Regions from separate parts of the Homo sapiens genome. Here regions 1 and 2 are each linked to region 3. The links are chromatin contacts, found by Hi-C or POLR2A ChIA-PET in ENCODE. All regions are on one chromosome and are shown on one strand. The core of a region is the stretch at or near the end of the contact, and the rest is flanking DNA. Distances in the headings are between cores, read along the strand shown. Region 1 overlaps FNBP1 (formin binding protein 1). Region 2 holds the start of SPTAN1 (spectrin alpha, non-erythrocytic 1). Region 3 holds the start of IER5L (immediate early response 5 like).

Region 1 (3,873 bases), core at 861-3,360, 710 kb after region 3:
TACCAATGGCCCCATATTGGTGCCCTCACCTCCTGCCCTCCGCAAGTGAGGATGCTTGGCATCAGCAGAGCTGCCAGGTCTGCACTTGGTGTAGCTGCGAATATGTCATTTCCTGGACAACTGTTTTCCTAAAACAGTGCTAAAAAAAAAAAAAAAAAAACCCTTGGGACACAGAGAAGTGTGGGCACAAACCAATCCTATCTTCCCCCAAAAGGCCAGGGTGAAATTTTCAAAGCTGGCTGTGGAAACGGGGCCTCCCACTGCACATGTCCAGCCAGTGCCAGGCACAAGGCTGCTGCCCTTTCGAGTTGTCCACGTGAAACAGCTCCGCACTGCCTGCAGCTTCACAGAAACTAGTGATTCCAGCCACGCCACCAGGAGTACCGGCTTGAGCACTGGTGATACCAGATAAATAATGAAACTCAGGTGTGCCCTCATTTCACCACCTCCTCCTGCCCCAGCCCCAAGCAATGAGGTCCCCAAAGAGCTAGAGCAGCAACCAGTTGAATGTGCATGCAAAAAATACTCCTGGCCATAAGCAGCCTCTCGCAATCCTCGCACTACATCAGCCCGAATTCCACGTCACCACGGTCTGAGAGCCTCCCCCTCCACCGTGGATGGGGGTGGAACTGAGAGCTATCTAGGTCTCCAGCTCCTCCCAGGGGCCAGCTCCCCAGCCCAGGGGGCTTCCAATGACACCAGGCTGCTTCCACAACTAGGGTCATATCTTCATGCAACAAAACAGTCCCGTGACACGGAGCCACAAGTTATATTTTATTTTAACACGAGATTAACATATAGTTACAAGGTCAATACAAGCCTCCAGTGGAAGCTCTTTATTTGGTTTAATTCCATCTCCAGAGACAAACAGGCAACTCTAGGACCTTTACAGTGGCGATCGGCCTCACACAGCAAAATGCCTCCAAAGTTTAGAATTAGTGCAACACACATACGAACATTTTAAAGGTGCTCAACATCAGGTTAAAATAGAATTCTGGACCTTTTTAAAAAGTTTTTGGATGATATAAGCACAGGAGGCAGAGCCAATAAGAAACATGAAACCAATATTTCTGGAAAAACACTTAGCATGAACGTCACTTTTTGACGTCGTGTAAACTTTCTTCTGCAATGACGGATGTTACCAAAAGGCATCGAGACCTTTGCGCTGCGCTGGTTAGACAAGCCGCAGGCTTATCTCCACGGTGAGCAGGATAAAAACCCCCAAGGAACAGCCCATGACAACCTTCTGTGCCTTTTTATACTTTCCCATCCTACAAAGGAAAAACTGGGTAAAGGACAAGTTCCTCCCTTTCACTGCGTTTCTAAGAACTTTTCAGGGCAGGTTCTTTTAAAATTAGTCATCTTACAACACAACAGTATTCTAGCACGGTGGCGAAGTGACAGGCGGCAGATACGGGGGAGGAAGGAGACGTTCACGGGAAATTCCACATTCTACTCTATGTGAACTGCTCCAGAAAAATACAGACATGATTTCACAGTAGGATTCCCAGAGTAAATGATGATACATAGGACAACTGACCTCCTCTAAGAAGCCCGGCTGGGGCAGCAGTGAGCTTTTCATGGAGCCACGCAGACTGGCCCGGAAGCAACACCCAGGTTCAACATTTAAGAGCACTCGCTATAACATTCTTTTTGGACGCAGGTGGTGGAAAAGTTTAAAAAACAGGCGGAGGAGTGACGGGGGGATACAAGCATATCCTATACTGGGGGTGACGGTCATTCAAAGAGCAAATTACTGCAGCTTATATCTTTTCCACTATGTTGCAAGAAATGAATCTATCCTGACCCATAATATGAAAGATGTGACGCACATGCATTCCCGAGGCTCTAAAATCCCATTTTAAAGAACCGTTTCACATCCTCGTGGAGTGGAGAGTGGTCCACTTGACTTGGTGAGGTCAGAAGTTCCTGAAGATCCCTGTCGTCCCCGTTGGCGGGGGAGCCCATTGTGGAGCTGTGGGGACTGCCACACTCACCATGCACCTGTTGGTTTGCAGGGACAGAGGTGCGGCCCTGACTCTTCTCACCCTGTGTCATCCGGGCTTGTCTTTCGTCTGTCAAGTCAGTCCTCCTGCGTGACTGATGGGTGCACCACGCTTAGGTCACCCGTTGCAGGGACCGGAAGTCCATGGCTCTGCCGCAACCCTGAGCGGTTTGCAGTCCCCCCCGGGGAAGAAGCAGTCAGAGAGGCTCACGCTCACCTACTTTAAAAACCCAAAGCCACTTCCTCTTCACCTGCCTGGGCCTCAGCGTCTCTGCGCTTGTGGTTTCTCGTCCCCGAGGGCTGACTGAGCTGCTCCGGAAGGGTGGTGTGTGGTCAACCTTGGTTGGCTGAGAGGAGCAATTTCCTGGTTTCCACAAGTAAAGACAGCCCCATCCCTTGGGACCTGTCCTTTCCGTCCCTGTCCCTTTGGCTTCTATAGGACTTCCTTGTCTTAGATTCATAAACAGCAAGAGGAACTGAGGATGCTTGAGGGGACCACCTAGTTACCAAAGCCAAGCAAAGAATAAAGCTGCCCGACGTCATCCCCAGGCTTCCGTGGCGCTCTCGGTCACAGGAGCTCTAGGCCAATGGTTCCTCTTGACTGTTTCTGCACCAAATGAGAGGAGGGGCTGCTCTGCTCTAAGGCGTGGCGGGGGGGGGGGGTGGTGGCCACAGATTAGGGGACCTCAGGTTTTCCTCAAAAACCCACACAGGGAAAGAAACTTGGCTCTAAAAGCAAACTCAACGAATTCCACATGCCCTGAAGAGCACGTGATAAAATACAAGGGTGGTGGCGGCGGGATCCCTCAAAGGACCACGAGAGGCACGGGGTCTTTGGTGATGAAAGTGCTAACCTCGGCGGGGTGCGGTAGCTCACACCTGTAATCTCAGCACTTTGGGAGGCTGAGGCGGGCGGATCACCTGAGGTCAGGAGTTTGAGACCAGCCTGACCAACACGGTGAAACCCTGTCTCTACTAAAAATACAAACATTAGCCGGGCGTGGTGGTGCACGCCTGTAATCACAGCTATTTGGGAGGCTGAGGCAGGAGAATCGCTGGAACCCAGGAGGTGGAGGTTGTAGTGAGCCGAGATCATGCCACTGCACTCCAGTCTGAACAATAGAGCGAGACTCCCGTCTCAAAAAAAAAAAAAAAACAACAACAAAAAAGGAAGTGCTACCCTTTTCAGATGCTAATCCTGGGGCTCCTGGAAAGGAGAGGATGTTCGCTTTGCAATGAGCTGGTGCAGAGGGGAGGGCCTCGCTCACAAGCGCATGATCTACAGTTCTCAGGGACAGGAAAGTGATGGGGAGGACAGGCGTGGGCTCCTCATGGCCGGTGGACACAGGCGAGTCAACAAGGCGAGCTGGAATTCGACTTCCAGTGTGGACCTCCCCAGGCCACTGAAAACAGGGCGTCAAACCAAAATGTGTGTATGCGCACGCGTGTGTACTGGTGGGTGTGCCTGTGGGTGTGTGTGTACCTGCCCCCCTGCCTGCCAGATGCTCCCAGGTTGAGGGCATAGTGAAAGGGTCAATGTTTAGTATGAGGTGCAAGCCTAGAATCCAAAAAGGACCACTGAGGACTTCACAGACTCAGGAGAGGAGGAAGTGTTTTCTACAGCAGACAGTCTGGGACACACGGATGACATCGACACGGATGACATCGAGTGCTCAGTCCGCCTGATGTGCGCTGGACCTGCCTTGTCTCCTCAGGGGACCCGTGATGACACTTTCACAAAAGGCACTGTGTGAAGCGCGGAAGGGCTGCCAGGACGAGCCCGGGTGGACTGAGGGCCCAGGAAGGAGCAGGTAGGGGCGTGTGTCCCACCGTCTCAGTGGCCTGCGCGGGGTGGGGAGGGGGAGCGA
Region 2 (3,659 bases), core at 616-3,115, 630 kb before region 3:
GGGAGCTACAATTGTGTTAGCCATTTTGTACCCAGAGCTGAATATCTGATCAAACATTTTACTGCAACCTGCTGGAGAAGAGGCCACGGATACCATCAGCTGTTCTCAGAAATGCACACTCCAGGGAGGAGTTGCTCAGCGCTGTTTTCTCTACATAGAAGATTGCAGGAAATGCCTCTCAGCTCCTACGTTTCTCCTACACAGATTCTCTAAAGCAGCTTCTGGGGTGTGGTCACTGCTTTTCTCTCCACTCCAATGGAGTGAGTGGGTAGGGAAATTTTTCCTCAGTATCATGGCTACAGCCAGGACAGCTTAGAAACCGTATTGCAGGTCCCAGGCACGGGGAAAGAAGCCAAACTGCAGAGGGCCAGGAAGCTCAGGGCCAGGTCTGGGCCCAGATTCTGGTGCAGTGTCCAATGACTTTATATTTATTTAAAGAGGAGAGCTGCTTGGTAACCAGGAGGCTGAAGCCTTCCTAAGCTGCAGAGCTCCCCGTCTGCCTGACTGCACAGGAATGATCTGGGTGTTACTCCCAGTGGCTGCGGCCCAGCTGTCACCGGAATGGGGATAGGGAAAGGGCTTCCTAATCCAGGGCTTCTGGCTACAGAGTTTAGAGCCAGGACCTTAAACTGCTAGGACTTTAAGTATCAGAAATTCTGAGAATCTTATTTTTCTCTTTCTGCACCCCAGCAGCCACCCGCATCAAAATGCCTCCCTTTCCTATTTGAAGGCAATACACATACGGTTGCAAAGGGAAGGTTCTGACTGCTGAGATGTAAATCCTAGCTCTTCCAATTGGTAGCTGCCTGACCTGGGCCAAGAGACTTAGCCTACATGAGCATTATGTAAGAGTGCCCATTTGTAAAATGGGAAAACATCTCATAAAATTATTGCAAAGATTAAGAAATGAAAAGGTAACACGAAATACTTAGCATAGTGCCTAGTACACAAGGCAAGTTCGATTAATTGTGCCAGAAAGAACCTTAATGTCTTGTTTATGAAATAGGATGAATGTAGCCTATTCCACTGGCGACCTGTGAGAAAGCTTTTGTTGCAGGAATGTAAGAAATTATTATTTTGCCGCTGCCGTTTCCTCCCCCATAATCTCCAAGAACATAAGAAATTAACTCTCCAAATCCCAGAATGACAGCTTTATGCCCCAAATTAGTCGACTTAATTTTTTTTCTGATTCGGATTTGGCCTTTTCCTCTCACCACCTCCTCAAACCCGGGGCCCCAAATCATCCGCGTCTTCTTGACCCCAGCCCCCACCGAATTAGGCTGACTTGGGACCCCAGCGCCAGCCTCCTCCTCGGGAAAGTGAGCAGGAAGAGACGCACTCGGGTGATCTCACCCTTTGGGACTGGGCGTTTTTCCGGCCGGGGCGCGCAGCATCCCCAGCCAGACTGCAGCGATACCCCCGCCCCGCCCTTCTCCGCAGTCCTGGAAGAGCTCCCAGGGCGGAGTGGTGCGATGCAGACGACTGTCCGCAGGGCGGGCGGTGGCGGGGCGCAAGCTGCGGGGAGGGAGGTGAGGCGGGAGCGTCTCTACCGCCAGGGCGTAGGCAGTGACCTCACTGCACCATCACCCCTCACCCCTTGCGCGCGCCCCATTTCCCCATCCTCCCGCGGCCCGCCCCTCGCTCACCTCTTCCCCCGCATTGTCGCTTCGGCTCCTTCCGGGATCGCTCGGCCCTTTCCGCCGGGCGGTCGGGCGGCGAGCCGGCGGGAGCACCGCCCCCTTTGCTCCGCCGGCGCGCTCCCCCACCCCTCGCGCAGCGCCGGGGCGCTTCCCCCGGCGCTCGCGCCCGCCCGCCGCGGGAGCGCGCGTAGCCGCTTATAAAAGAGGCGGGGCGCGCGCGTCGCCGCCACTACCCGCTGCGGAGTGAACGGTGTGGAGCGGAGGCCGCGGAGGCTCCTCGGTCCTTCAGCACCCCTCGGCCCGACGCACCCACGCCCCTCACCCCCCGAGAGCCGGTGAGAGGGGCAGCCGGGGAGCTCCGGGAGGGAGCGGGGCCCCGGGCAGCCGACCCCCGGGTGGGAGCTGGGCAGCTCTTCAGGCGGGGCGGGGCCGGCGCGCGGACAGGTGAGCCGGGCGGGCCGCGGGGCTGCCTCCATTCGGCTGAGTGGGGGAAGCCGCTGCCGCTGCTTTTGTGGCGCGTGGGCTGCGGAGGAGCAGCCGGGCCGAGGCTCGGCGCCGCCGCTGGAATGTCACTGACGGGGGGAGGGGGCGCGAGGCCGCCGGGTCCCTCCCAACCACCCCCAAGCCTGGCTGCGGCGCGGCCCTGCCCTGCCCCATCCGGCTGCGGCAGGTGGGTGGGGGCTCCCTCGTCGGGATCTTCGCCAGCCGCCTCCCTGCAGAACGCTCCCCGCACCGCCCCCGGTCCCTTCCCTCGGCCGGGAGCGACTTCTGCAGCTCGTTCTTCCGAATCGCACCAGCAATGCCGGCCAGCCGTAGAGGGAGGAAGAGCCCGGGGAGCCCGAGCATAGCGTAAACGGCTCTCTGACCTTAATTTCATCCTGCATGGCGAATCTCTGCCGTCTCTCTGAACGCAGAAGGGTCTGAGACTGGCCGTCTCCTTTTCTTTCCTTGTAATAAACATTTTTCTTTCTTCCTAGTTGTGATTTGCTTGTAAATAATAGGTAAATGCAGTGCTTGCATGGTATGTGGCTCAAATCAAATAACTTAATAGCTTAGCGTTCTTGTTTGTGTGTGTGTTTCCTGGGACTGGGTCTTTCGAGTCGAGATACAGTGTCAAAAATTCTACCATACCACTGTTGAATGATAGAACAGTCTTTTGTTTGAAAGCTGTCCCTGAGAATTTGATTAGACGCTTCCCCTAGAACATCGCTTTCAAAAGTCTCTGATGTACTAGAGTAAAATATATTTTAAATAAGCGCCTTGTTAAAAGTTGAATATGTTTTAAATGAAAAGCCTAAATAGCTCAGAAAGCTGGGTTGAGATGATGCTTGAACTGTTCCAACATCTAATCAGATCTCTTTTATATAATAGATCCTAAAATATTTAAGCCCTTTGTTCTGTCTTCATCATGTTATTTTAGAAAAACTTACCATCATGGCTGTTCGGGAAGAACAGGAGAGAGGCCATATGAAGTATTTTCATAATGTGTTGAGAAATTGCGTCGTCATAGCAATTGGCCTTAAGTAAAACAGAATGTATCAAAGATGGAAGGGTGGGGGTGTCTTGGAGCCAGGAAACAGAAAATCTTGGAAATAGCAGGAGGAACACTCAGCTATATGAAGCCATTGAGTCAAGGTTCCGACTCCTTAACTAGTCGTTTATTTTCCCTTTCATTGCAGCTAACTAATGTCTTAGATTTTGAAAGGTCAAATTGAATGTGCTGCGGAGGAAAAAAAAAGTGCTGCAGTAAAGGCCTCTGTGCAGGAAATTAACAATAAGCCTTTTTTAGTAACTGGGCCAATAATTACTCAAAGGGACCCTCAAAGTGTGTTAACTGTTATCCAGGGACCTTGATGGAGAGACTGGAAAGGAGGATTTTTGCTTCATCCTGGACAAGTGTGAAGCAGTTCTTATGGCAAACCATCAGCCTAGTAACTGATTCTCTGATATGCTTTGGTCTTGGCAGTGTGTTTTGTAGTCATCTAATAATTGGAGAAATCTGGTATGTCACAGGCTGCA
Region 3 (3,696 bases), core at 318-2,817:
AAACATCAGCCGCCTGCCCCCGCTCGCCCCCAGCTCAGCCCCGAGTGGCCCGGCGCCCGCTCGTTCCCTCCTCTCGCCCCTTTGCCGAGTCTTTGTCTGGCCCCAGCCCCGCGGGGCCCCGGGTCCCTGTGCCCTCGGGGGTCCCTAGAAGGCGACAATGGCTCGAGTCCAGGCGCCGAGGCTGGCGAGCGCCTGCTTGGCGCACAGCTGCCCGTTGAGCGGCGGCGGCTGCTCCGAGGAGTCCGGCTGTCGGCTCACCAGCCCCGAGAAGCCGGAGCCAAAGATGGAGATCAAGTTTGAGATGTTGGACGCGTCCGGGGACGAGTCCGGGCAGAAGTCCTCGAAGCGGGCGCGCTTGCAGGGGGCGAACGGGGCGCCCCCGGGGGGCTCGGCCCCCAGCCCGCCCGCATCCTCCTCGTCGTCTTCCTCCTCCTCCTGGCCAGGGTAATACTTGCGCTTGCAGCCGGCGGCGGACGCCAGGCCCGGTCCCGGAGCGCCCTGGCCACAGCAGGGGCAGTGGGCGGAGGCGCAGCAGTCCTGGTGCAAGTAGCCGTTCTCCACCGTGGTCACCACGTGAGTGTCTAGGTCCAGCACGGTGGTCTGGCTGCTGCAGTGCAAGCCGAAGTCCGAAGGGGTAGGGTATGCGCCCCGGTAGAAGCCGGGGGAGGAGGCGGGGGCCGGGGAGGCGGGCGGAGAAGCGGCGGCGGCCGGAGGGGCGGCCCCTGGGGGCGCGGAGCAGGCGGCCGGGGCGCGAGGGTCCCGCGGGCAGAGCGCAGCGGGCGCGGGCGGCGGCAGCGGCAGCGGCAGCGGCGCAGGACCCGGCTGCAGAGGCTCCAAGGGCTGCCCGCGGTGGGGCGCGCCGTGCGGCGGCTGGAGCGCGGCGCACCCGGGCAGCTCCGAGAGCGCCCCCGCGCCGCCCGCGGGCGCTCCGGCCGCCGCCGCCGCCGCGCAGCCCCTGGGCGCCGGGTGCTGGTGCTGGTGCAGCTGCTGCTGGAGGTGCAGCTGGTGGAGCTGGTGGAGCTGGTGCAGCTGGTGCCGGGCGGCCGGCTCGCGCGCCTCCGCGTCCCCGCCGCCGCCAAGTTGGAGCGGGCCGAAGTCGGCCGCGCTGGCCGGCATGCCCGGCGCCGCGTACGCTAGGTGCTGGTGCTGGTGGTGGGGCGGCTGCTGCTGTTGCTGCTGCTGCTGGCGCCGGTAGAGCTCGGCGTAGCGCTCGCTCAGGTAGAGCTGGCGCGCGTTGCGGAGCACGTAGGACACCAGGAGGTTCTTGTGCAGCTTGATGCCGCCGCGCTGGGTTCGGGAGCTGTGGATCTTGCGCAGGGAGATGCTGATCAGGCTCTGGGCGTCCAGGGCGCACTCCATGCTCCCGCGGAGACGGCGGCGGAGCAGCCGCCGCCGCTGCTGCTGTTAACGCTTCTGCTGTTTCTGCCTCCAGCCGGCCGCCGGGGCGCGCCGGGCAGGGGTAACGGAGTCCGGGTCAGAGGTTCGGCTGCGCTCCGAAAGGAGCCGCCACCATGCGCCGCGCGCCACCCGCGGGCTCGCGCTCCCCAGACGGCGCCAAAGCAATGAGTCTCGGCCGGCCCCGGCCCCAGCTATTTAGCCGGGTGCCCGGGCCCCGCCCCACATGAGAAGAGCCAATAGGAGCTCTGAGAGTCTCCTGAGTGACAGGCGCAGCCCGCCCCGGGGCTACTCGGCTGGCCAATCAGACCAAGGCGGTTCCTTTGTGCTATTCAAATACCGAACGGACCCCGGGCCTCCAACGCCGCTGCTGCCTCGAATGTTCTCCTGGGGCTGCCGCGCCGCGCGGGACTCGGAGCCGCCGGGGCCGCAGTCTGCAGCATAGGTCGCCTGGCAGCGGCCACGTTGAAGCCCGCGGCTGCCCTCGCCTTAGGTCCCGGGAGCCGGGGGTCGGCTCACCTGAGTGCTGCGGCGACGGCTCCTCCCCTTTCCGCACGGCTGGGCCTCACCTGCGGCAGGTGCGCGCCGCTCATCGCTCCCCCAGCGGCGCGGCGCCTCCACCTGCGCACCTGTCGCCCCCCCGAGTGACCCGCGGGAGTCAAGGCCTCTCTACAGGAGGCTGGTGGAGCCGCCGGCTTGACACTGGGGAACATCAAAGGAGCGAGGTTTTGGGGGTACCCTCTACCGCAGAGAATGTAGGGCCTGACTCCTTGACTTTTTGGTCGAGGGGCCTCTGGGAATGCTTGCGGAAGGGAAGTCCTCCCCATTTGTCTGACAGGAAAAACCAAAACATCGTGAATTTTGACCTTCTCTGATGGAGAGAGTTCCGAGGCCAGGCATGACCCAGGGAGTGTGTGGACCTCGCGACCAGCTGAGGCTCAAAAGCGTCCTGGGAGCCGAAACGCTGAGTGCCCTAATCACCAGCTCTGTAACCTTTCCTTTCGTGCCTAACTAATAATAATGACAATAGGGACTATTATTATGGGCCTAATATGGGGCAGGCCCTTCCCAGCAACTCCCCAATGCCTCACTCTAACGTTTGTAGAGGAGGGGCCTGAGGCTCGGAGGAGTGGAGTGACTTGGGGAACCACACAGTTCCCAGGGGGCGGAGCTAGGAGCTGGGACAGGACCCTGCGCTCGAGACGGGAGGTGAATACCAAAGGCCCGGGGACTCACCGACTTAACTTCTGTTGACACAGCTTTCCTTCTTATCCTGAACCCTTCAGGTCCCAGCTGGGGACTGAGACAGTGGGAGAAGAGAGGGACAGGATTGCTGATTCCTGGGGGCGCTCTATCTGGACCAAGAGGCCTGAAGGGGGCTGGTTGCTGCTCCCAGGGGTTTCAAAGGTGCCTGGGGTGGGGGCTGCCCAGACAGCTCTGGAGGCTCTTGGAAATGGTCTGGAGGTTTGCCTGAGGAGGGTCCATGAGTGGATCCCTGAAGGATGAACGAGGTCTGCAGAGTCTCCCAGAGATAGGTGGACCTTGTGGGGCTGGACTCAGGGGGGAGGCCCATGACCAGACGTCCTGCTGCTTCACCGCCTCCTCAGGGGATCTTCTGAGTCTCTGCTTTTTGGGGCTTCCTTCTGAGTTCTCAGCACCTACTTCATCCCTTGGTGGGAGTGGAGAGACCCAGTAGCCCACCCTGTGGTCTCTGGGTCTTTCTTTAGTCTTAAGAATTTCCAAGATTTCTGCAAAAGTTTCTTAGCATCTACTCCATGCCAGGCGTTGAGAGTGAAGACAGAGTTAGCGGGTGTTTACTTCATTTTTCCGATGAGGAAACTCGGACACTGACAGCGTGAGACTTGCCCAAGATCACATGGCCCCAGGGCTGGTGCTGTGTCCTTCCCTTGGCCCCCTCGAACAATCTCAAACGCTTTGGGCCCCTGTGACCAATAGCACCTCTCCAGGCCTCCTCCCAGAGAAGCCAGGATTGAAATTTCAGGGGACTTCAGATAAAGGATGTCCTACCTACATTTTATTGGTGATACAGACCTACAGGCTGTGGAACTTGCTCAGGTGATAACACGTAGAAGTAAAAATACACTGCCCTTCACTTCCCTGGTGCCTGTCTTAAAGGCACACAAAGACTTTATTTATGGCCGGGCGCGGTGGCTCACGCCTGTAATCCCAGCACTTCGGGAGGCCGAGGCGGACAGATCACGAGGTCAGGAGATCAAGAGCTTCCTGGCTAACACAGTGAAACCCTGTCTCTACTAAAAATCACAAAAAATTAGCTGGGCG

The links. Hi-C counts contacts between places; a loop is a spot of excess contacts on that map. ChIA-PET counts read pairs that join two places held with the same protein, here RNA polymerase II (POLR2A). Pooled maps may share reads with other maps.
Region 1: a pooled map shows a loop between it and region 3 (13-fold over the local background). The contact joins the enhancer-like site here to the promoter of IER5L in region 3. A Hi-C loop is called at or near these places in 1 of 37 single-sample maps with no recorded cell type and 7 of 50 pooled maps. POLR2A ChIA-PET finds 5 or more read pairs at or near these places in 3 of 52 experiments (SK-N-SH, activated B cell and activated CD4-positive, alpha-beta T cell).
Region 2: a loop to region 3 is called in a pooled map, with 9 times the contacts of the local background. The contact joins the promoter of SPTAN1 here to the promoter of IER5L in region 3. A Hi-C loop is called at or near these places in 4 of 50 pooled maps. POLR2A ChIA-PET finds 5 or more read pairs at or near these places in 2 of 52 experiments (GM12878 and activated B cell).

The regions. Positions count from the first base shown.
Region 1 is chr9:129,886,426-129,890,298 of GRCh38, forward strand. It overlaps FNBP1 (formin binding protein 1), which reads right to left. Exons shown (of 17, transcript NM_015033.3): 17 at 762-3,873. Among named protein-coding and RNA genes, the nearest start is that of MIR6855, 19 kb to the left of the region's middle. RefSeq lists enhancers at 1,771-2,170, 2,501-2,590, 2,545-3,432. Within about 2 kb of position 2,111, at least 24 of the 41 ENCODE cell types and tissues checked have a DNase peak (open chromatin) inside an H3K27ac peak, as active enhancers do.
Region 2 is chr9:128,550,722-128,554,380 of GRCh38, forward strand. It overlaps SPTAN1 (spectrin alpha, non-erythrocytic 1), which reads left to right and starts at 1,866. Exons shown (of 57, transcript NM_001130438.3): 1 at 1,866-1,975. LOC101929270 (a long non-coding RNA gene) reads right to left here and starts at 1,692. Exons shown (of 4, transcript NR_188457.1): 1 at 1,647-1,692. RefSeq lists a silencer at 1,510-2,279.
Region 3 is chr9:129,176,694-129,180,389 of GRCh38, forward strand. It overlaps IER5L (immediate early response 5 like), which reads right to left and starts at 1,568. Exons shown (of 1, transcript NM_203434.3): 1 at 1-1,568. The coding sequence starts at 1,359. The coding sequence ends at 145. RefSeq lists silencers at 823-1,162, 1,393-1,772 and enhancers at 1,497-1,791, 1,529-2,452, 2,453-3,376.